Linked DNA regions of Homo sapiens: region 1 is linked to region 2. A link is a contact called in ENCODE Hi-C data. All regions are on one chromosome and are shown on one strand. The core of a region is the stretch at or near the end of the contact, and the rest is flanking DNA. Distances in the headings are between cores, read along the strand shown. Region 1 overlaps STX8 (syntaxin 8). Region 2 overlaps STX8 (syntaxin 8).

Evidence for each region. A loop is a pair of places that touch in the nucleus more often than their neighbours do. Pooled maps may share reads with other maps.
Region 1: a map with no recorded cell type shows a loop between it and region 2 (13-fold over the local background). The contact joins two enhancer-like sites. A Hi-C loop is called at or near these places in 22 of 37 single-sample maps with no recorded cell type and 6 of 50 pooled maps.

What each region holds. Positions count from the first base shown.
Region 1 is chr17:9,427,447-9,433,782 of GRCh38, forward strand. All of the region lies in intron 6 of STX8 (syntaxin 8), which reads right to left. Among named protein-coding and RNA genes, the nearest start is that of STX8, 150 kb to the right of the region's middle. Within about 2 kb of position 4,350, at least 3 of the 41 ENCODE cell types and tissues checked have a DNase peak (open chromatin) inside an H3K27ac peak, as active enhancers do.
Region 2 is chr17:9,289,055-9,295,872 of GRCh38, forward strand. All of the region lies in intron 7 of STX8 (syntaxin 8), which reads right to left. Among named protein-coding and RNA genes, the nearest start is that of NTN1, 270 kb to the left of the region's middle. RefSeq lists an enhancer at 1,201-1,310. Within about 2 kb of position 3,282, at least 10 of the 41 ENCODE cell types and tissues checked have a DNase peak (open chromatin) inside an H3K27ac peak, as active enhancers do.

The DNA.
Region 1 (6,336 bases), core at 3,100-5,599, 140 kb after region 2:
ATACATTCCTGAAAAATCTCACATCCTACAAAATCACACTTGAAAAATAACGGGATGAAAAAGGCTGTTGGGGTAGACCACTAAATCCCTCTGTAACTCTGTAACCAGAGCACTAACCAAAAGAATAATTAATACCTAGGGAGATGACTTGGACAGCCTAGGCAAGCAGCTTGGCTGTGGCTGCGGCTGCCTCGAGGGATATTAAACACACAAATGACAGAGTGGCAACTGTTGGCTCACAGACAGAGTGGAGTTCTGAGCCAGGAGCTATGTTAAGGTGGACACAGAGGGAAGATGCCTGCTGGGAGCCCAGAGTCCTAGAAGGCTAGCGGGTGCCTGTCCTGGAGAGAAAGCGCTGGGTGCAGGCACTCATTTTTAATTTTCTTAAAATAGAGTTGAAAAGCGTGTCTGCTGCCTGTGAGGTTCTTTCCTTTCTTGCTGAAGGCTGTAACTCTACTCCGGCAATTCCTGCTCCTCTGGCCAAAGAAAAACTGCTTCTGGATCAATCTAACCTCCAGGATATACTGACATCATTCCTCTGCTTTTCAGTTGAGCTGACTCGTGCTATGGACCCAAGGGCTGTAGCACACAGAACTGCACTCCTAGGACCAGTGGCTGCTGACTCCTCAGAGTTCTCACCTGGTTAGAGAAGGCCCTTTCCAAGTCTCCCATTTCTAAAAACTCTGAATCAGAGAACAGGGGGTAGTCATCCTGTGAGAGGTAAATTCTCTTGACATCCATGACAATTCAGGCAAGTCTTTTGTATTCTACTTAGTCACCAGAAATGACTTTTGTTTTGTTTTGTTTTGTTTTGAGATGGAGTCTCACTCTGTCTCCAGCCTGGTGGGCAGTGGCGCGATCTCGGCTCACTGCAAGCTCCGCCTCCCGGGTTCATGCCATTCTCCTGCCTCAGCCTCCCGAGTAGCTGGGACTACAGGTACCCGCCACCACGCCCGGCTAATTTTTTGTATTTTTAGTAGAGACGGGGTTTCACCGTGTTAGCCAGGATGGTCTTGATCTCCTGACCTTGTGATCCACCCGCCTTGGCCTCCCAAAGTGCTGGGATTACAGGCGTAAGCCACCCCGTCCGGCAAAGAAATGATTCTTAATCTCTCTTGAGGTGTGTTCACCCTGAGTGGATCAGTCTGATTTCTGGACAAGCCCTGTCTGATAGAAATGTAATGTGAACCATGTCTGTAATTATGAAAAAGTAAAAAGGAACAATGGCATATTTTATTTAACCCAATATAGCCAAATATTACCATTTCAGTATGTAATCAATATAGAAATTATTGGCAAGATATTTTGAATCTTTTTTTCTGGCACCATATCTTCCAAGTTCAGTGTTACCTTGTACTTACAGTACATCTTAATTCAGACTAGCCACATTATAAGAGCTCAATAGCTACAAGTGGCCTGTGGCTACTATAGTGGACAACACCGGTCTATTCAGAGGCTCTGTTGATAGCAAAGTGTCATATTTCTAGAGACACATAATTGAAAGAAAATGCAACCAATGAGGCACAAAACATGTTTTTCAAGTTCATAGCCCCATATTTCATGAAAGGGTACCTTTGACTTGGTCAGTTTCAGTGCAAACATATTAATCCTTAATTACCCAGAAGATTCAGTTAACCAGAACATCCCAATCCCTTACTATATACTCAGTGGGGTTTTTAAAACAGTTTTATTGAGACATAATTCACCTGCCACAAATTTACCCATTTAAACTGTATAATTACATAGTTTTTGGAATGTTATACTATTAATTTTTTAAAATTGTTTTGAGATATATATATCTAAAATGGCAAAATGGCACATTTTGTTTTATATATTATATATAAAATATATAAATACATTATTTATATATTTTTATTATATATTTTATATACATATATTTATATATAATATATAATAAATATTTATATATAACATATATTTATATATTATAAATATATAAATATATGTAAATAGGCCAGGCACGGTGGCTCACACACCTGTAATCCCAGCACTTTGGGAGGCCTAGGCAGGCGGATCATGAGGTCAGGAGATCAAGACCATCCTGGCTAACACGGTGAAACCCCATCTCTACTAAAGGTACAAAAAATTAGCCGGGCGTGGTGGCGGGCACCTGTAGTCCCAGCTACTCGGGAGGCTGAGGCAGGAGAATGGCGTGAACCCAGGAGGCGGAGCTTGCAGTGAGCTGAGATCGCGTCACTGCACTCCAGCCTGGGCGACAGTGCAAGACTCCATCTCAAAAAAATATATATTATATATTTTATATTATATTATATATTATATATATTATATTTTATATATTATATATAACATATATATTTTATATATTATATATAACATATATATTTTATATATTATATATTATATATATTATATATAATATATAATATATATTATATATATTATATATTATATAGAATATATTATATATAATATATTATATATTATATATAATATATATAATATATATTATATAGAATATATTATATATAATATATATATTATATATTATATAGAATATATTATATATAATATATATATTATATATTATATATTATATATAATATATTCTATAGAATATATATATTCTATATAATATATATATTCTATATAATATATATATTCTATATAATATATATATTTTATATATAAATAAATATAAATATAAAATATATATAATTTATATATAAAATATAAAATATATATAATTTATATATAAATAAAATATAAATTATATATAATTTATATATAAATAAAATATATATTATATATAAAACAATTTGCCATTTTAAAGTATATAATTCTGTGGCATTAATTACACTAACAGTGTGGTATAACCACCACCACTTATCTATTTCCAAAACTTTAAAATTATCTCAAACAGCAACTCTAACCATTATGTAATAATTCCCCATTTCCCCCTGCCCCTAGCCTCGGTAACCTCTAATCTACTTTCTTTCTCTGTGAATTTGCCTATCCTAGATATTCCATATAAGTGAAATCATACAATATTTGTCTTTTTGTATCTGGCTTATTTCACTGAATGTCTTCCAGGTTCATATATGTAATCGCATATATCAAAACTTCATTCTTTTTATGGCTGAATAATAGACCATTTTAAGTACATACTACAACTTGTTTACACATTCATCTGTTGACGGACAGTTGGGCTCAGTGGTTTTGGCTTTTTTTTTTTTTTTTTTGAGACAGAGTCTCGCTCTGTTGCCCAGGATGGAGTGCAGTGGCGTGATCTTGGCTCACTGCAACCTCTGCCTCCCAGGCTCAAGTGATTCTCCTGCCTCAACCTCCCAAGTAGCTGGGACTACAGGCGACCGCCACCATGCCTGGCTAATTTTTTGTATTTTTAGTAGAGACGGGATTTCACCATGTTAGCCAGGATGGTCTCAATCTCCTGACCTCGTGATCCACCCGCCTCGGCCTCCCAAAGTGCTGGGATTACAGGCGTGAGCCACTGCCCCCGGCCTTTGGCTTGTTTTTTAATAAATCATGAGTTGCTGAGCATCTCATTGGGTAGCAGGGGTTTTTTTGTTGTTGTTGTTTTGGTTTTTTTTTAGTAGAGATGGGGTTTCACCATGTTGGCCAGGATGGTCTCCATCTCCTGACCTCGTGATCCACCTGCCTTGGTCTCCCAAAGTGCTGGGATTACAGGTGTAAGCCACTGCGCCCAGCCTTTGGCTTGTTTTTTAATAAACCATGAGTTGCTGAGCATCTCATTGGGTAGTAGCATTTTTGTTGTTGTTGTTTTATTTTTCTGTTTTTTTTTTTAGTAGAGATGGGGTATCACCATGTTGGCCAGGATGGTCTCGATCTCCTGACCTCGTGATCCACCTGCCTCGGCCTCCCAAAGTGCTGGGATTACAGGTGTGAGCCACTGCGCCTGGCCTTTGGCTCATTTTTTAATAAATTATGAGTTGCTGAGCATCTCATTGGGTAGCAGGGTTTTTGTTGTTGTTGTTGTTGTTGTTTTGTTTTTTTTGTTTTTTTGTTTTTTAGTAGAGATGGGGTTTCACCATGTTGGCCAGGATGGTCTCGATCTCTTGACCTTGTGATCCACCTGCCTCGGCCTCTGAAAGTGCTGGGATTACAGGCGTGAGCCACCGCGGCTGGCCAAGGGCAGCAGGTTTAAAGGAAGAGAGAACACAGTCATGACACTGGTGCTGTGGCTGAATTCTAGAAGGTAGTCCTCTTCCCAATTTTACTAACTGAGAAAAGTAACAAGGTAAGGCTCACTTGTTTAAGAACAGCAGGTTAGCAACAACATAGTGCCAAACGTTCTGACATTAACATCATGGTGTTAAGACCACGAGTGCTGTACTGTCTCCAAATACAGGTCAAGGCTATGCTTGCAGAGCTTTCCCAGAAACCTCCCTTCCTTTTCCTTTCTGAAGTCAGAGTGTTCCTAGGACAACATTTTGGTTCATAAAACATTTTGTAATGCTGTGACTATCTCAGCATACAGGATACCCCTCTCACTTCAATCTCCTTGTTTTCTAATAAAATCAAACATTTCAAAAATGGCATTAATGTAATGGATGAAAGAGTTACACTTCACCATCATTTTAAGTTAAAAAGAAGTATTTGAAAAAATAAATTCTGATTCTAATGCTCGTTCTTGAAAGTTTGCTTCAAGCAGGAAAACAACTGCTTTTCAGATTCTCTTTTTCACCTGGCTTTTTTTTTTAAGTTCTTAAGTAAAAATAAAAAAGTTCCAATTGATTTTGTAAGTTTTGTGATGGTAAAACAAGATGTGGAGCAAACATTTCAGAATACCAAACAGAGTTAATTAATTCCAGTATAAGCTCCTCACATACGGCCAGAGCTTGCAAGCAGATGTGCTGGCTAAATATCTCAGGTCAATCTTAGCACATTATTGAAAGTAACCTCCCATTCCTCAGAAAAGTCTGGCCTGCAGCTTACAAACTAGAGCAAACAACTTAGACACATGGAAAAGTAGAATTTAACATCTCCCGATTTCCACTCTCCATTTATTTCCAAACCTTCCATCTAAATCGGAAGAAAAAAAAAATGCCCTCTAGTCACACATAGGCCACACTAAAGTATTAGCCACTAAAATAAAAGATGAGGAAGCAATTTTAAATGCAGTCACCACAAATGTGTTTTGGGAACTTTCACCTTGTCTCTCATAAACTAGAAAGTGTACTTCATGTTCCTTTTGGTTTCGAATGAGCAAGGCATTTCAACTATTAACATTTCATTTCCACCACGTGTCTGTTTCAGAGCTAGCAGCTGGCCTATTTATTTTGCTAGCTGGTGATAGAATTAAATACAGAGTCTTTGAAAACATTTACAAGCTTTCCCTCTAACCTTCTGTGTACTTTCCAAATTAGGCTACTTTGATTGTTATTAGCTAAAGGTTTACGTACTGGAATACTAACACTGTTACCTTCAGAGTAAATTGTTTATAGCTCAGGTGCAGTTTAGAACATTTTCCTCCATGGAATACTCTTGAGATTGAGGAGAAGAAAGTTGAACTGGTTCACTCTGGATCAACAAGTTTCCTTTGTGAGTCAAACAATATTAAGGCCACACAGATATGGATGCAGTCAGGGAAACCAGTTGTGAAAATAGTTCTAGTCCTCTACAAAACCACAGGCTTCCTTTGTGAGCTCCCAAATGCTTTATAATCTCAAAATCACCATCGTCATAATGCACTCCTAAGATTTATTCTTTGACACTAGCGTTTTGATGTGGAAGACAAGGCATACGCCTGGACCCCAGGCCAGTGTGGGTTCAAATCACGTCTCCTTCACTTATGATGAGCTAGACGGTCTTAACCAAATAACCCAAGTCTTTAGTTTCAAAATCAGCAAAACGGAAATAGTAATTTCCACTTCATAGCTTTGTCGTGAGCACTTGCATTGCACAGATGCTCAATTAGTGGTTTGGGATGAAATCAAAGATCCTTCATCACTATAAGCTTTTCTCAATCTCTTCGGCCCACAATATCACTCATGAAAAGCATCCATTCATTCTTTCATTCAGTCAAAAACTACCTATTGGCCCTACTGGAGATAAGAAGTTCCTCCTCCATAGATTGTGATGATGGTTTCATGGATGTACACCTATCTCCAAACTCATCATGTTGTAGGCATTAAATATTACCATTTTTTGTATGTGGGGGAAAAAAGAATGGGAAAAAATGTGGCCCCTTCTCTTAAGGAATACACAGAGTACTTCAGGGGGTCACAGATATTAAAACGGGGGAAGGGAGGGTGGGAATCCAAAAGAGTGAAAACTCTAGCTGCTCCACAGAGTATTGTGAGGACCCAGAGAAAT
Region 2 (6,818 bases), core at 2,032-4,531:
CAAGGTTCTGGAATCAGACAGGCACTGGACTTCTCTATGGCAATACCGGAAGCTAGTAGTCAAGGCAAGATGCCTCCAAAATTTGGAGTGCAAATTGTTTCCGGCCTAAAATTTTATATGCAGTCAATCAATCAACAACAAGGGAGATAATAAAGATAGTTTTGGACAAGTACTATCTCAAGAAAATTTATTTCCCAAGTACTCTTTCTTAGAAAGCTAGGGGAGGCTTAAGGGGGTAAATCAAGCAAGAAAATGAGTTCCAGGAATGAAGGGCTCCAAAAGAAGAAAGAGTTGATGGAAAGTCTCAAGAAGATATTAAGAAGGCCTAGCAGAGGAGTGCTGTCCTAGACAGCTACCAGTTTGGACTGGTTTAGAAGGACGAGGACTCCAGGAGAGCTGACCCCAAGGAAAATATAAAAAAGACAGATTATTTGATGTGCATCTGACGATACCCACAAATTTTTTTTTTTTTTAGTTTGGTAGTAATTTAGGGCAAGAATTATAATAGACAAAGGGGAAAATCCATCCTGGCTAACATGGTGAAACCCCATCTCTACTAAAAAAAAAAACAAAAAATCAGCTGGGTGTGGTGGCGGGCGCCTGTAGTCCCAGCTACTCGGGAGGCTGAGGCAGGAGAATGGCATGAACCCGGGAGGTGGAGCTTGCAGTGAGTCGGGATCGCGCCACTGCAGTCCAGCCTGGGTGACAGAGCAAGACTCCGTCTCAAAAAAACAAAAACAAAACAAAACACACAAAGGGAAAAATGACAATAAGTTCCAAAAAAACACAAAATATTGCATGAGAAAGGAGATCTAATTACAATAAACTACGTAGCTCTGTTAATGATATTGATATGGTCAAAATGAAAACAATGAGTGATAACTAACAATTGTAGTTTAACTCTGTTGGTAGCACAGAGAAAGAAGTGTGAGTGCCTGAGCATGTGTGTGGGCGGACAATGAAAGAACTAATCATTTCCCACAGGAGGAAGTTAAGAGACAGCTTCTAGAATTGCAAGCAAATCGAGTCATGTCAGTACAAGTACATTATTTAGAAATAAGAAAGCAAAACCAAGAAGAGAGTGTGAAAGAGTTGAAAGTACCTTCCTTTGGAGAGTGGGGTGTAGGGGAAGGAAGGTGAAACAGGTGACTCTTGCTTTCTGTTTTCTCTTTTGAAATACACCCTGCACTATTTGTCTTTTTAAATTATGCCATTATTTTGACTCATCACCAGGTGAAAGTCTATGTCAAATGCATGCCACTGTGTGTGGATTGAGGGCAGGTGTAGGGCAGGATGGGGGTGAGTGCCACCTGCATCTGAACGCCATGGAACACGCAGGTATTGGGTGTTAGAGACAGAAGAGAACACACATTCATTACACTCTCCTCTTGGCTGCTCAGCAAGCACGTGTGCGCGTATACGCACAAACACACACACAGGTATATACAATTTCAAGCAAATTTGATACATTTATCAAAATATAATTATCCCAAGCACAACCAAAACTGCATTCACTTCCTTCCCAACGGGAGAAAAATCTCAAATCACATCTTGCTACAGTATAGCGAGGGAAGGAGGGGCCTCTGTGGTACAAGTCCCAGATCTCTGGTTAATGGTCATCTTCTCAACCCAGTTCATAAATAGTTCTCCATATTATGACCAAGTAATTTAGTTATTTCCAATATATCCGATATATACCTGTAGACAAATGCCCTGAGGATGCTACCAAAAGCTCCTGTTTGGAAAAGGGGAAAGGCACACATTGCCACCCAGTCCAGGACGTACATGCTTCTTATTAGGGTGCAGTAACCCTGTCCCCTGGGAGGCTCATTCTTGTCTAATGTCCTCTGCTGAAAAAGACAACCCTTTGGGGGTTTCCGCACTACCTAAGGTCAGCTTCAAAAAGGGAATGTTGCATAGCCATGGTGAACATGGAACAAGTTCTAGGAAGAAATGAGGATCCAGAAGTAGAATCAACCCGAACAAATATTACTGTCAACCAAATAGAGTTTGTGTGTGTTGTATAAAATCACTGTAGAATTATATGCTTCAATTACTGAGATTAAATATTCAGTATCAGGAAAAAGCTTGCCTTTCTTAAAAAGTATGTTTTGGCTGGGCGCAGTGGCTCACACCTCCCAGCACTTTGGGAGGCCGAAGCCGAAAAGTCACCCGAGCCGAGGAGTTCACGACTAACCTGGGCAACATGGTGAAACCTCGTGTCCACTAAAAACACAAAACATTAGCTGGGTGTGGTGGTGGGTACCTGTAGTCCCAGCTACTCAGGAGGGAGGGAGGATCACCTAAGCCTGGGAATTTGAAGCTGCAGTGAGCCATGATCACGCCACTGCACTCCAGCATGGGCGATGGGAGTGAGACTCGGTCTCAAAAAAAAAAAAAAAAAAAGTATGTTTCTTTCCTTTCCTATTAAATACTTCCATTGTGGTACACATCATATTTCCCTTTCTGTGTTGGTTTTCCAAGATTCTATCCTCAGTGCTAAATTTAATGCTCAAATATGGTATTAGTTTAGGAATTGGACATATTTTATTTACGTTCTCTTCTACATGTAAACATTTTCTATTCTTTAACAGCTTTGAGATTTTATATATACATACATCTTTTATTGTAAACTACCCATGTCCTCTTTGGAATACATAGGTCACAAATTATAAATAAAATCTATCTTGGGATAGGATTTGAGCTATCTTTGCTAAACTGCCCTACAAGATTCCTAGAGATTGAGGTTGGGGAAGAAACTGGGCTTTGAACAGTCCAAAGGCTCCGCTAGCCAGTCTTTATTGCTTGCTGTTTTATCTTAAGTCTGGTTCTGCAGGCTAAACTCTGTGAACGTATTCATTTATTTATGCTTTTGTGTATATTTTGGTGTTGTTTCCAAGGAAAAGTTCTCTTTCAAATCCTCCCGCCTTGCCTTAGTTGAACTAAGGAGAAGTGGGATTTTCTCCTGTGTTGATGTGTTCCTGAGTGTTGGATGGGGTGCTGCCAGCTAACCAGACCAGGACTAGAGCTAAGGAAGAAGCTGCTGGAGCTGGGGCAGAGGCACTGGGAATCCAGGAGGTACAGGACTGGCCCAGAGGTGGATGGACGGAGTCCCTGCCCACAGGGCAATTCCTTTACACAAAGAAGAACCTCAGACAAATAAATGGGTACTAAACATATGAACGATATAAGGGTAGAGCAAAGGCATCCTGGAAGTCAGTGTCACGGTCTCCACCGTGGGGCCTGTCCGTGGGGCTTCAGCATTCACTGGCGTGGGAGACCTGCAGCTTAGGTGTGTCACCACCGTGTGGTGGAAGGGAGAGTGACAGGCATACAGAGCCCAGTGGGTTCCCAGTTCAGAGATTTATGGTGCTTTTCTAAGCCACAGCTTGAACAAAAATAGAATCTGTTTATTAAACTTGTCTCTTTCATAACACAACACAGACTTCAGAAAGATAACTTTACAGCAGACAAAATAAAGAGGAGGCACTCATATTTCTCCAGCTACCTGCTAATGGCTAATCTCGAGCATGCTTTATTCTGAGGCCTACAGGAAGGAGTTTCCTCCTCTCACCTCCAACTAAAAAGAATCCCCTTTCTTTACTTTGGCATTGAACCCCTTCAGCAGCACAGCTCACAGTCCTGGCCCTGGCTTACTAGGGCTTGCAGAATCATCTTGCTTCACCAAGCTGGTTTGGAAGCAGCAGAATTTCCTCTTGAGCCAACAAGTCTTCCCCTCGCTGAATGCTCTCTGGCTGTTTCTAAGAATGTGCTCTGCAGTTCCCATGCCCCAAGTCCTCAGATGCCACTAGCTATTCAGCTCTCATGCCCCCCATCTTCTCTCCAAACACAAGGCCTTACACCCAACCAGCAAGCAACTCTAGGAAGATTATTTTCAAGACAGATTAAAGTAACCTGACAGAAAATAGAACAAAACATGAATATCCGGTATCATCATGGATACTGGTTGGTTAAGCAAATTTAAATTCATTTCACCAATATTATTGAATTGGGTACAATCACTAAATAACCACTGGGACACAGCAGCCAGGGACCTCCATGTCTCCTAGGTAGATAAAGAAAAATAATAATGAATAGTGAGAGCATTTACAAAGTGCCAAGCATTGTTCTGAAGAATACACATGCTATAATTCATTTCACCCTCACAAATCTCCCAATGTTGGGTAGATCCCATGAATACTTCTAGTTTCTAGGCAGTATTCTAGGAGTATCTAAGGGATGCTCGAGGTCTCACAGCTGGTAACCAATGGAGCTGGATTCCAATCCAGAAAGTCAGATTGTAGACCCCTCAAAACAGTGTCTGCAGCCACTGCCTTACACGGCTTCCTGGGGAAGTCATCCCCTACCTGTAATCAGCTTATGAGGACCTCACAGAAGATGTGGAATTTTAGAGACTTTTTTTTTTTTTAATGAGAACATTATAACTTGGGCATGAGGTAGCTATGAAGAATTCTCAAAGACCTGATTAAGGTCCTTGGATAAGTGATGACAGTGAGATAGGAGGTGTAAGAAGGTCCGGCGGTCTACCCAGAAAATGTTACCATAAAAATAGAATACTGTCATTAATTTTGAAGTGAATACGACACTTTGTACTTTGCAAAGAACCGTGACATATATGTTATCCATTTTAAGCTTTGCAGTAACCCCAGATGTCATGTTTAACTTTTTATGTGGTCACCATTTATAGTACTTTTTTTTTTTTTTGAGATGGAGTCTCTGTCTGTCGCCCAGGCTGGAGTGCAGCGGCACGATCTTGGCTCACTGCAAGCTCCGCCTCCCGGGTTCACGCCATTCTGCTGTCTCAGCCTCCCAAGTACCTGGGACTACAGGCACCCGCCACCACGCCTGGCTAATTTTTTTTTTGTATTTTTAGTAGAGACGGGGTTTCACCGTGTTAGCCAGGATGGTCTCGATTTCCTGACCTAGTGATCTGCCCGTCTCGGCCTCCCAAAGTGCTGGGATTACAGGCGTGAGCCACTGCCCCTGGCCCAAGTCTTATTTTCTCCATCTTATAGATGAAGCAAATGATGAAGATTCCACGGCTAGCCTAGAGGTGGCCTAGGGTTTGGGTCTTCTGATGTCTATTGCAGTGCTGTTGGTCACATCTTGCTAATTTGGCCCCAGGGTCAGCAAAGAACTCTTAGTGAGAGAGATGGCGTAACACAAGATAGGAAGGAAAGGAAAGATATGAAGTCTGGCTGGAAGGCCTAATGGTGATAAAGTGAAAGAGGAAGAGAACTCGTATTTTCTGAGCCCTTACTATGTGCAAAACCCTATGGTGGGCCTCAATGGCTCAGGAAAGCTGGAAATACAACAGAATCACTGAAAGAGAAGATTCCTGCATGGAAGGCAACTGTTGCTTCTCCATCAGGATCAGCTCTGAGTGAGGGTGGAACATCTGAAGCCAGGCGTTTCATAAACAGGAGCTTTGGCAGTCTTACACTCTTTAGAGCAGACAACAAGGAGCAGACAGGAATCAGGAATCGCTCCTTAGAGACTTCCAGGGATGGGAAGAATGCATGGGAAAGGATTCTTAAGAAGGTGTGTGCAGAGGAGGGTACTTCATTGATGAAACATAAGGAAGAACTAGGGGCCAGGGAAACTCTAGTGTTGGTAAGCATTATGGACTGAATCGTATCACCCCAACATTCATATGTTGAAGCCCAAATCCTCAATGTAACTGTATTTGGAGACAGGAACTTTGAAAATGTAATGAAAATGAAAATGAGGTCATAAGAGTGGGGTACTAGTCCAATAGGACTGATGTCATTATAAGAAGAGGAAGAGACACCAGAGGGCTCTTTCCTTCTCTGAACTTGCATACTCTGAGCATGCACAGAGGAAAGGCCACGTGAGCACAGAGCAAGAAGGCAGCCATCTGCAACCCAAGGACAGAAGCCTCAGCAGAAACCGACCCTGCTGGCACCCTGATCTTGGATTTCTAATCTCCAGAATTCTGAGAGAATAAACTTCTGTTGGCTAAGCAACCCCGCCTGGTATTTTGTTATGGCAGCTTGAGCAGACTAATGGAGTGAGCCTTGTTGGCCCTGCCACCTCCCTGGCTCTTGGCCAACACTAATTTATATTTGAAAACTCAGAGTCACCTCTTCTATGAGGTCTTTCTCATTCATCCTAGCCATTTCTTCCTTGATGCCTCCTCTCTATGTGAAGGGATCTTATCTTAGAACCCATAACACTTTATTGACTTAGTCTTTTTTAAAACAAGCCTAACTGTTCCTATTAGACTCCGAGCCCCTTGAAAGAAGAGACCACCTTAGTCAACTTTATAGTCCTGGTCCCTAGCATGTAGCAGACATTCAATAATTGTTTATAGACAAATTAAAGAAATGAACAAATCTAGGATATTATCTTGAAAATGTAGGCTGGGACCAGGCACGGTGGCTCACACCAGTAATCCCAGCACTTTCGGGAGCTGAGGCGGGCAAATCACGAGGTCAGGAGTTCGAGACCAGCCTGGCCAACAGGTGAAATCCCGTCTCTACTAAAAATACAAAAAATTAGCTGGGCGTGGTGGCAGGTGCCTGTAATTCCAGTTACTCGGGAGGCTGAGGCAGGAGAATCACTTGAAACCAGGAGGCAGAGGTTGCAGTGAGCCAAGATCGCGCCACCGCACTCCAGCGTGACGACAGAATGAGATTCCGTCCCCCCTCCCCCCCAAAAAAAGGAGGCTGGGTGCAGTGGCTCATGCCTGTAATCCCAGCACTTTGGGAGGCCAAGACAGGTGGATCACCTGAGGTCAGGAGTTCGAGACCAGCCTGGCCAACATGGTGAAACCC